2 separate regions of the Mus musculus genome follow, and region 1 is linked to region 2. Evidence: chromatin loops called from intact Hi-C (ENCODE). Cell type or tissue: left cerebral cortex. All regions are shown on one strand.

What was found. Peaks named below come from ENCODE experiments on the same cell type or tissue, not always from the same donor. Only the 100,000 strongest peaks of a DNase experiment are listed, where the experiment ranks them.
Region 1: it touches region 2 in a loop (4-fold over the local background); 1 of 42 quality-filtered maps calls a loop at or near these places.

The regions. Positions count from the first base shown.
Region 1 is chr13:14,476,921-14,481,920 of GRCm38, forward strand. The region is part of intron 1 of Hecw1 (HECT, C2 and WW domain containing E3 ubiquitin protein ligase 1); the gene reads right to left. Among named protein-coding and RNA genes, the nearest start is that of Gm30893, 43 kb to the right of the region's middle. In left cerebral cortex, no CTCF peak of the experiment used is centred here; a DNase peak (open chromatin) is centred at 2,340.
Region 2 is chr13:14,610,860-14,615,859 of GRCm38, forward strand. It overlaps Mrpl32 (mitochondrial ribosomal protein L32), which reads right to left and starts at 2,178. Exons shown (of 3, transcript NM_029271.2): 1 at 2,033-2,178; 2 at 564-745. The coding sequence starts at 2,159. It overlaps Psma2 (proteasome subunit alpha 2), which reads left to right and starts at 2,383. Exons shown (of 8, transcript NM_008944.2): 1 at 2,383-2,456. The coding sequence starts at 2,416. In left cerebral cortex, no CTCF peak of the experiment used is centred here; a DNase peak (open chromatin) is centred at 2,286; H3K4me3 peaks cover 2,041 bases; H3K27ac peaks cover 861 bases.

The sequences.
Region 1 (5,000 bases), 130 kb before region 2:
ACCAGGGACTAGACAAGGCAGCCCACTCTCTCCCTACATGTTCAATATAGTACTCAAAGTCCTAGCCAAAGCAATTAGACAACAAAAGGAGGTCAAAGAGATATAAATTGGAAAGGAAGTAGTCAAAATATCACTATTTGCAGATGATATGATAGTATACTTAAGTGACCCCAAAAATTCTACCAGAGAACTCCTACAACTGATAAACAACTTCAGCAAAGTGGCTGGATATAAAATTAACTCAAACAAATCAGTAGCCTTCCTCTACTCAAAGGATTACTGAGTTGAGAAAGAAATTATGGAAATGACACCTTTCACAATAGTTACAAATAATATAAAATATCTTGGTGTAACTCTAATCAAGTAAGTGAAAGATCTGTATGACAAGAACTTTATGTCTCTGAAGAAAGTAATTGAAGAAGACCTTAGAAGATCGAAAGATCTCCTATTCTCATGGATCTGCAGGATTAACATAGTAAAAATGGCCATTTTACCAAAAGTAATCTACAGATGCAATGCAATCCCAATCAAAATTTCAACTCATTTCTTCAGAGATAGAAAGAGCAATTCTCAAATTCATCTGGAATTTGAGATATAGATCCAAGATAAAGGAAATTATTCTCAACAATAGGAGAACTTCTGAGGGAATCACCATCCTGACTTCAAGCTCTACTATAGAATAGTGCTAAAATCTGCATGGTATTGCAACAGCAGATCAATGGAATAGAATTGAAGACCCAGAGCTAAGCCCACACATTTATGGTCACTTGACCTTTAACGAAGAATCCAAAACCATCTAGTGGGAAAAAGACAGCATTTTCAAAAAAAAAAAAAAAATGGTACTGGTTGAACTGGCAGTCAGCATTTAGAAGAATGCAAATCAATCTATTCTTATTTCCTTGTACAAAGCTCAAGCCCAAGTACATCAAGGACCTTTACATAAAACCAGATACTCTGAATCTAATAGAAGAAAAAGTGGGAAAGAACCCAGAACACATTGGCACAGGGGAAATTTTCATAAGAATACCAATGGCTCAGACTCTAACTAAGGTCAACAATTGACAATTGGGACCTCAAAAAAAAAAGCTTCTGTAACACAAAGCCCAGTGTCAATAGGACAAAACAGCAGCCTAAAGATTTCACAAAGATCTTTACCAACTCTACATCTGATAGAGCTCTAATTTCCAAAATATACATAGAACTCAAGAAAGTCGATTCCAGAGAACCAAGTAACCCTATTTAAAATGGGGTACAGAGCTAAACAAAAAATTCTCAACTGAGAACTTCAAATGGCCAAGAAGCACCTAAAGAATTATTCAACAGGACCCAATGGGGATGACATTAGCTGAAATACCCAACAAAGGGGAGATAGAACCTGTATAGACCACCTCCAGTAGATAGGCACAGCCCCCAGATGAGTGATGGGGCCACCCACGCATCTCAAAAATTTTAACCCAGAATTGTTCCTGCCTAAAGAAAATGCAGGGACAAAAAATGAAGGAGAAACCAAAAGAAAGGCCATCCAGAGACCACCCCACCTTGGGATCCAACCTATCTGCAGACATCACACCCCGAAACTATTGCTGATGTTATGAAATGCTTGCTGACAGGAGCCTGGTATAGGTGTCCTCTGACTAAAACACATGCAGACACTGACATCCAACCATTGGACTGAGGCCAGGGTCACCAATGGAAGAGTTGGGGGAAGGATTGAAGGAGCTGAAGGAGATTGCAAATCCATAGAAAGAACAACAATATCAGCTCATTGGACACCCCCCTCCCCAAACTTCCAGGGACTAAACCACCAACCAAAGAGTATGCATGGATGAACCTATGGCTCCAGCTACATATGTAGCAGAGAACTGGCTTATCTGGCCTCAATGGGAGGGGAGCCCCTGGTCCTGTGGAGGATTGATGCCCCAGTATAGGGGGATGATAGAGCGGTGAGGTGGGAGTAGGTGGGTGGGTGGGGGAGCACCCTCTTAGAGGCAAAGTAGAAGGGGGATGGAATGGGGATTTGCAGAAGAGAGACTAGGAAGAAGGACATTTGAAAAGTAAATAAATTAAAAAACAATTCAAAGAAAAAAGAAAAGACACTCTACTACAGCCCATCGAGGGAACATGGTCCTGATATACTTTGATATAACATTCTAAGACTCAGAACTGTGTAAGAATAAATTTCTGTTATTTTAGATCAACAAAGGTAATTGTTACAGTTCCCTGTTTGCCTCTTGCCTGCCTCCCTCCCTTCAGTGATTATACAATGGCTTGCAGTAGGGCAAACCACTATACCTGTCCCATAGTTTCTTGGAACTCATCATATGAACCTCTCTCACTTGGTCAGCTAAAATCCTGTTCTGCACCCTAAATATCCTAGCTTCTCTCCAAAGCTGTGAAAGCCTCCCACCCACTGTTTATATGAAAAAATTCAAATCACTATTTTGTATCTGATGGACAGAATGACTTAAAATTTCTTGTTCCTCTTTAATGGACAATTACCCCTATTTTAGTTTCTTTCTAGTAACAAATATAATCTGGAGTATAATGTAGACTGTTATATAGAATAATCAAAGCATTCCTCTTATAAAGAGTAATGTATTTGCTCATTCTTTTTTTTTTTTGTAGCTTTTCTTTCTTTCTTTTTTTAAATTAGGTATTTCCCTCATTTACATTTCTCAATGCTATCCCAAAAGTCCCCCATACCCACCCACCCCCACTCCTCTACCCACCCACTCCCCCTTTTAGGCCCTGGCGTTCCCCTGTACTGGGGCATATAAAGTTTGCAAGTCCAATGGGCTTCTTTTTCCAGTGATGGCCAACTAGGCCATCTTCTGATACATATGCAGCTAGAGACATGAGCTCTGGGGTACTGGTTAGTTCATATTGTTGTTCCACCTATAGGGTTGCAGATCCCTTTAGCTCCTTGGGTATTTTCTCTAGCTCCTCCATTGGGGGTCCTGTGATCCATCCAATAGCTGACTGTGAGCATCCACTTCTGTGTTTGCTAGGCCCCGGCATAGTCTCACAAGAGACAGCTATATCTGGGTCCTTTCAGCAAAATCTTGCTAGTGTATGCATGCTCATTCTATTTTATTCTACAAAGAAATACCTAAGGCTAGATTGTACACAAATAGTACATGAAGAATGACAACTTACTTAACTCATAGTTCTGAAGGCGTGAGAATATGGCACCAGTACAGGTTTTGCTCTGGAGAGACTCCTTGGTAGATAGTACCACAGTGGGGGTTTATGCAAGAGGAAAAGATCCCAGTATGGGACGAAGACAGAGGCCAAAGATCTGTAGTCTCACACTTTTATATCCACACTTAAGAGGGAACCGAGTCTCCATGACAATCACTTTGATCTTTGCCAACACTGGTGAGCTGGTTGCTTTGCATCAGGTTCATTGTGTCCCACATCCTCAGTCCTAGATCCAAAATTTTAGGAAGACACACAAACCACACAGACTACATGTAAAACAAAGCAGGAAGCTTTTATTCTTCTACTTTTAAAAAGATTTATTAATTTATTTGTGTGTGTGTGTGTGTGTGTGTGTGTGTGCGCGCGCGCGCGCGCGAGTGTGCTTTCTCTGCATGTATGTCTACACACCAGAAGAGGGCATTGGATCCTGTGAGATTAGAGTTACAGATGAGTGTCAGCTGCCATAGGAATGCTGAGAACTGAACCCAGGACTTCTAGAAGTGCAGCCAGTGCTCTTAACCAATGAGCCATCTCTCTAGCCTAAAACTTTTATTTCTAATGTGACTAACTCTCATCCTTTCTAAAACCTCAATAGTGTGAGAGCTGGCCAGGGGTCAGTCTTCCCCCATCCATCCCTGCTCTGCACTTCTAGATACTGTTAAAACATCAGATAGATTCTGGTTCATTCTTTGTCAAGCTTCTTTACCAGCCTCAAAAGATTTTTGACTTTGTATTTGTGAGCCTCTTTGAGACCAAGCCACTCTCACTTGCTTAAGCCATGTGGTTGCTCATAAACAATGGTTAACTGATGATCTAGAGCAGTGTCTCTCAACCTTCCTAATGTTGTGACCTTTAATATAGTTTCTCATTTTGTAGCAACCCTCAACCATAAAATTTTTGTTGCTACTTCATGACTATAATTTTGCTACTGTTATGAATCATAATGCACATATCTGTGTTTTCTGATGGTGTTAGGTGACCACTGTTAAAGGCTCATTTGACCACCAAGGGAGTCATGATCCATAGGTTGAGAACCACTGATCTCGATGGAATAAGGAATTCGAAAGAAAAACCCCTTATAAGTCTGGTTTGAGACACAGAAACTTAACACCTGCAGACAACTCATATAATATGGTAATACAAAGGTATTATTACTTTTGTTGTATTTGTCTCAACATCGAGTTCATACATGATCAACATGATTTCATGATGGTTGATGTTATTGACTAGTGAGAAAATGATTATAAAAAATCAAATGATTAGAGTTGGTTCATGATGAGTGTCTCTAGATAAAAAGCCTCAGAGAAATTAAAAAGATCTCTATAAAAAAGAGATCTCTATATAAGATTGCTATGTTCTTTTCAAATTCAGAGAGAATATGAAATTCTAATGTACTCAAAGCAATCTGAAGTTAACATATTTTATACCATTACAGTTTGAGTTATTTTTAATAATCTTGATAGTATTCACACACACACACACACACACACACACACACACACACACACACACACACACACACACAGAGAGAGAGAGAGAGAGAGAGAGAGAGAGAGGGAGAGAGGGAGAGAGACAGAGAGACAGAGACAGAGACAGAGACAGAGAGACAGAGAGAGAGAGAGCTGCTTCTCATTTAATTTTCCCTAATTTTTCAAGACCATTATGCATATATATGTATACTTTAACATAACTCACATGTGAAATGTTAAAATAGAAATTTCATACTCATAGGCTACCAGTGTATCTTTAAGAACCTTCAGCTGTGAATATACAAGTTACAGATGAGAAGGAAATAAGGT
Region 2 (5,000 bases):
CTAGCTAGTTCAACAATATATTTTAACAGGAAAACCAAAAAAAAAAAAAAAAAAAAATAGCAACACTGAGTTCAAATTAGTAAGAAAATTAGGACTAAAACTCAAGTTTACCAATCTGGTATATTTTTATTCGTATAGCCTATGGGTAAACTATTCTCAAATTCTTTTGTCTAATCTCCAGCTTGAGTAGAATATTTTCATTATATGAGTGTAGTGAATTCCACATTAACAATTAAAAGCATAGTCAAGAAGTTTGGAGATTTTTTTCAGAATTGTTTGTAATGATCTCATTTGACTTTTGAATTAAGAGCTCTATCAGTCCTCTAACTTCAAATAATAACCAACAAGGAGCCCATCTAAGCAATGGGATGATTCATTAAGAGTATCTTAAAACATTAAGGAAGAATTAGATTACGTATCTATCCATGATGAGCCAAACAAGATGCTAAGACTATTATAAGGCTGGTTTTCTCTGCTACACAAATACAATACCGGGCTATTCAGTGTTAGACTTGTGGAAGAGAGTGTGTATGTGCACACACCTACACCCGTTCACACATTACCTTAATTTTAATAAGCTTTTGAGGGTTTCTTCTCCTACATCGGTTAACTTCGATGGTGCGTCTGTTTTTGGGAGCTGCCATCCAAAAGATACTATCTAAAAAGCTGGAATTCTCTTTATTTTCACAAGTATCATGTGCTAGCTCTGTGAGGATGGATGGTCTCTGGACGGCTAATGCTGGTGCTATAAAACAAAACAGAGATGCCGAATCAACTCGGAGTTCCTAAATGAATACAGCCACTATTTCCTTTAACAGTCAACATGTGTAGTGTCACTAAATATACACACCTATAAATTATATGTGTTTGTGAGTATATGTGCACATGTAAGGTCAGAGGACAGCTTTCAGAGTTAGTTCTCTCCTTACGTCATACTGGCCATGGGGCTAGGACCCAGGTCCTGAGACTTAGCAACAAGGTCCTTTACTACTGAGCCATATGGCTGGCCTGACATAAATAGTTTTGAATGTTAAACACAACAAACATTAGTAATAATCCCCAGCTATTAAAATATACTAAAGCTCATATAAAAGGCAATTTAAAATACTTCAACTGGAATGCTTTCTTATTGCAAGCTACCAAAGCAGCCAGGCTACTCTACTAAGCATTTCCTCCGTATATAATCCGGGACACTGCAGTTCAGTAATAAGTAGTGTACAAGTAATCTAATCCCGAGACTCCCTACATTCACTCACATCACTGAGATGACTACAATGGTCATCTGTACCACACTATCCTGATCCAGTTAGGTCCTTTTTCTTTAAACCTGGTAGGTTCCTAAAGCCATTAAATTTTTCCTTAATATTTAATCTTAACCTGTGTTCTAAGAAAAGATTTATTATTTATGAGATTATCAAGTGTTTCACCTTTGTTTTTCTAAATTGCTTAGATCACTTCTTTACCCTTTCTTATGTTCTTCAGACTTGCGAACGTTCGTTCAATTCTTAGGACTTCTTACCACTACATAAACTGTCCAAGCACAGGCCTATTAGACAACGAATGGACTGAAATGATTATCTCAGGTAGAACATGGAGACAATTATTTATTATGCTGCGCTTGAGATATAATAAAATATATCTCTGTTCAGACTGGGCATTATCACTTTTGCGATACACTGTAAATAATACAGCAATCTCAAATTTAACGCCCAAGATACCAGGAGCTCGAAGCTAGCCTGGGCTACACAGTGAGTTCTAGACCACCCTGGCTACGGTGACAGTTTCAATAAATAAATAAATAAATAAATAAATACGAAGCTAGCCTGGGCTATACAGTGAGTTCTAGACCACCCTGGCTACGGTGACAGTTTCAATAAATAAATAAATAAATAAATAAATAAATAAATAAATAAATAAATAACCAATAAACAAACAAACAAATAAAATAACGAACCAATCAACCAACCAAAAACCACGCTACAACCCGGAAGCCCTCACCAACCCTCTTTCCACGAACTCTCTCCTTACGGACCCCACGGAGGACTGACAAAGCGACTCCAGCTCTGCTGCAGTTGCCGTTGTAGCAGCTCCCAGCACCTCTGGAGCGGTCCGGGACGCACCGGCCATGGTAGTGAAAGCAGCAGCAACGAAGGAGCCATGATCTTCTCAAGACAGAGCGGGACGCGGGCTGAGCGCATGCGTTAAGTCCGCCCACTTCCCCGCCTCCTCGCTCAGAGCATGCGCAGGCCCCTCTTGCGCATGCGCAAGGGTCAAAGACCGCTGTGATCCAAAAACTCCAACTCCCAGCTACCCCTAGGTGACTCTCCTCCAATCAGAGCAAAGAAGAAAAAAAAAATTAAAGGAAGCATACTTACTGCGCATGTGCGTGGCTGTGTTCCGACTTTCCGGGTAAAGATGGCAGAGCGCGGTTACAGCTTCTCGCTGACTACATTCAGGTATTCGGGGGACCCGCAGGTTCCATGCGTCGCAGATCACAGGAGCGCCCCAGACATGGTCCCGTGTGTCGGACCTGGCTGGTGTTTGCGTAGGAGTGCACGGTGACGGAGCTGGACTCGTAGCTTTGCAGAGTCATGTTCCGTGCCAGGCCTGGGCCCTGGCTGAGGCCGGCCGTGTTGCGGGCCGAGGGACGGGAGGCCCCAAGCCAAGCACTAAGCACTGGCTCTCCTTCTAGACTAGGAGAAGGGTGCTTTGAGATAGTCTGTTTTCAGCTGCTCTCTTCAGGTCCAGGATTTCTTTACTGGCCCGGCTAGGCCTGAGCGAGAGCTTTGTAAACCCAGACTCCTTATGGGACGTGTGAGACGTCCTTTTTCTTTTGGGAGATCCTTATTTGCTGTTAAATCTTAGTTTTAGTCTCTGTTTAGCAGCGATGTGCTTTGAAGCTCACACTGCTTTCGGTTTCGCCTGTGCTCCTGTAGAAGCTTAAGAAGTATAAAATGAAGGCGCTGATTTCCTGTCAAGTTTTTGTGGCACATGCAAACTGATAACCTCTGTATTTTGCTTGATCCACTAACAAATTGCTTTAAAACGATTTTAGACCCTTATGTTTTGGGAGAAAGAATTAAAGAGTTATATATATTTTCTCAAAGTGCAGTTAAGGGGAACTATTGTTCCCTGTTTAAGAAAAAACCATCATGGATGAACTTAGACAAAGGACTGTGTTTTGACCATTTTCTTTCTTTTTTTTTTTTTTTCTTTCCATTTTTTTATTAGGTATTTAGCTCATTCACACTTCCAATGCTATACCAAAAGTCCCCCATACCCACCCACCCCCACTCCCCTACCCGCCCACTCCCCCTCCTTGGCCCTGGCGTTCCCCTGTTCTGGGGCATATAAAGTTTGTGTGTCCAATGGGCCTCTCTTTCCAGTGATGGCCGACTAGGCCATCTTTTGATACATATGCAGCTAGAGTCAAGAGCTCCGGGGTACTGGTTAGTTCATAATGTTGTTCCACCTATAGGGTTGCAGATCCCTTTAGCTCCTTGGCTACTTTCTCTAGCTCCTCCATTGGGAGCCCTGTGATCCATCCATTAGCTGACTGTGAGCATCCACTTCTGTGTTTGCTAGGCCCTGGCATAGTCTCACAAGAGACAGCTACATCTGGGTCCTTTCGATAAAATCTTGCTAGTGTATGCAATGGTGTCAGCGTTTGGATGCTGATTATGGGGTGGATCCCTGGATAAGGCAGTCTCTACATGGTCCATCCTTTCATCTCAGCTCCAAACTTTCTCTCTGTAACTCCTTCCAAGGGTGTTTTGTTCCCACTTCTAAGGAGGGGCATAGTGTCCACACTTCAGTCTTCATTTTTCTTGAGTTTCATGTGTTTAGCAAATTGTATCTTATATCTTGGGTATCCTAGGTTTTGGGCTAATATCCACTTATCAGTGAGTACATATTGTGTGAGTTCCTTTGTGAATGTGTTACCTCACTCAGGATGATGCCCTCCAGTTGACCATTTTCTTAAGGACTGACAGCTGAAGGCAGCCAGGATCTACTTGTTGAATATAACAGTAACTAGTAGTGGTTTTTCCATTACCACCTATGTATAATGAGTTATAGATGAACCTGGACAATTGAACTTTTTCAAGGTTGTCCACAAATAGGTAAATCAGGACTCAAACCTTGTTGGTTTTGAAAACAATTAATAGACTTTTTGTTACAATATATTATCTTTTGAGAATTGCCCTTTACAGTTTCACATAAGAAGTGAGTTAATGTTATTATTTTGAAATCTTTAAATGAATTCCATTAAATTCCTTAGCAAATGATTTCATTATATAATTGACAGAGACTAAATTTTGCATGGTAGTCGCTTATATTTGTAAACAAAACAAATACGGTCGGTCCTAAGTGGTTTCATTATAGCTGAGACAAATGGACATAGATCGTGAGGGACTGAGTTTTTAAGTTATTAGTTATTTAATTTCTTTTTGTGTCAGAATTATTGGTGACCCAGGCTGGCTTCAAATGGCCAGTAACTAAGGATGCCTTTCAGCTTATCCTTCTGCCCCCACTTGCTCTGTGACGGGATTTTAGTAATGCACGCCCATACCTTATTTATGCTGTGTCATGCATTCTAGACAAGCACTCTGCCATAGGAGCTACATCCTCAGTCCTTGAGTCTTTTATATAACAAACATCTCAATGTTTTCACAAACAGATTTCTTTATTATAACAGTCCTTTAAAAAAAATGATAAGGTTTAGCTAGCAGCTTACATTTGGTGAAGAATGGTAAATGAAAGAAAGAAATTGGCGTGGACTGGTTTGCGTTCTACCAAACGTGTTCGTGGGGATTTTGTTGAAAGAGGCAGTGGGCTACTGGGACTCATGAGCACAGCAGCTGCCTGAGTTCTCGGTACACTTGCCTGCAGTGGGGAACAGAGGGAGTGGGAATGCTTTGCTAACCAGAGATGGGGAAAACAACAGCAACAGAACACAGGAAGAGAATTTGTGCCCATTCGAGACTTGGACTAACTCCGTA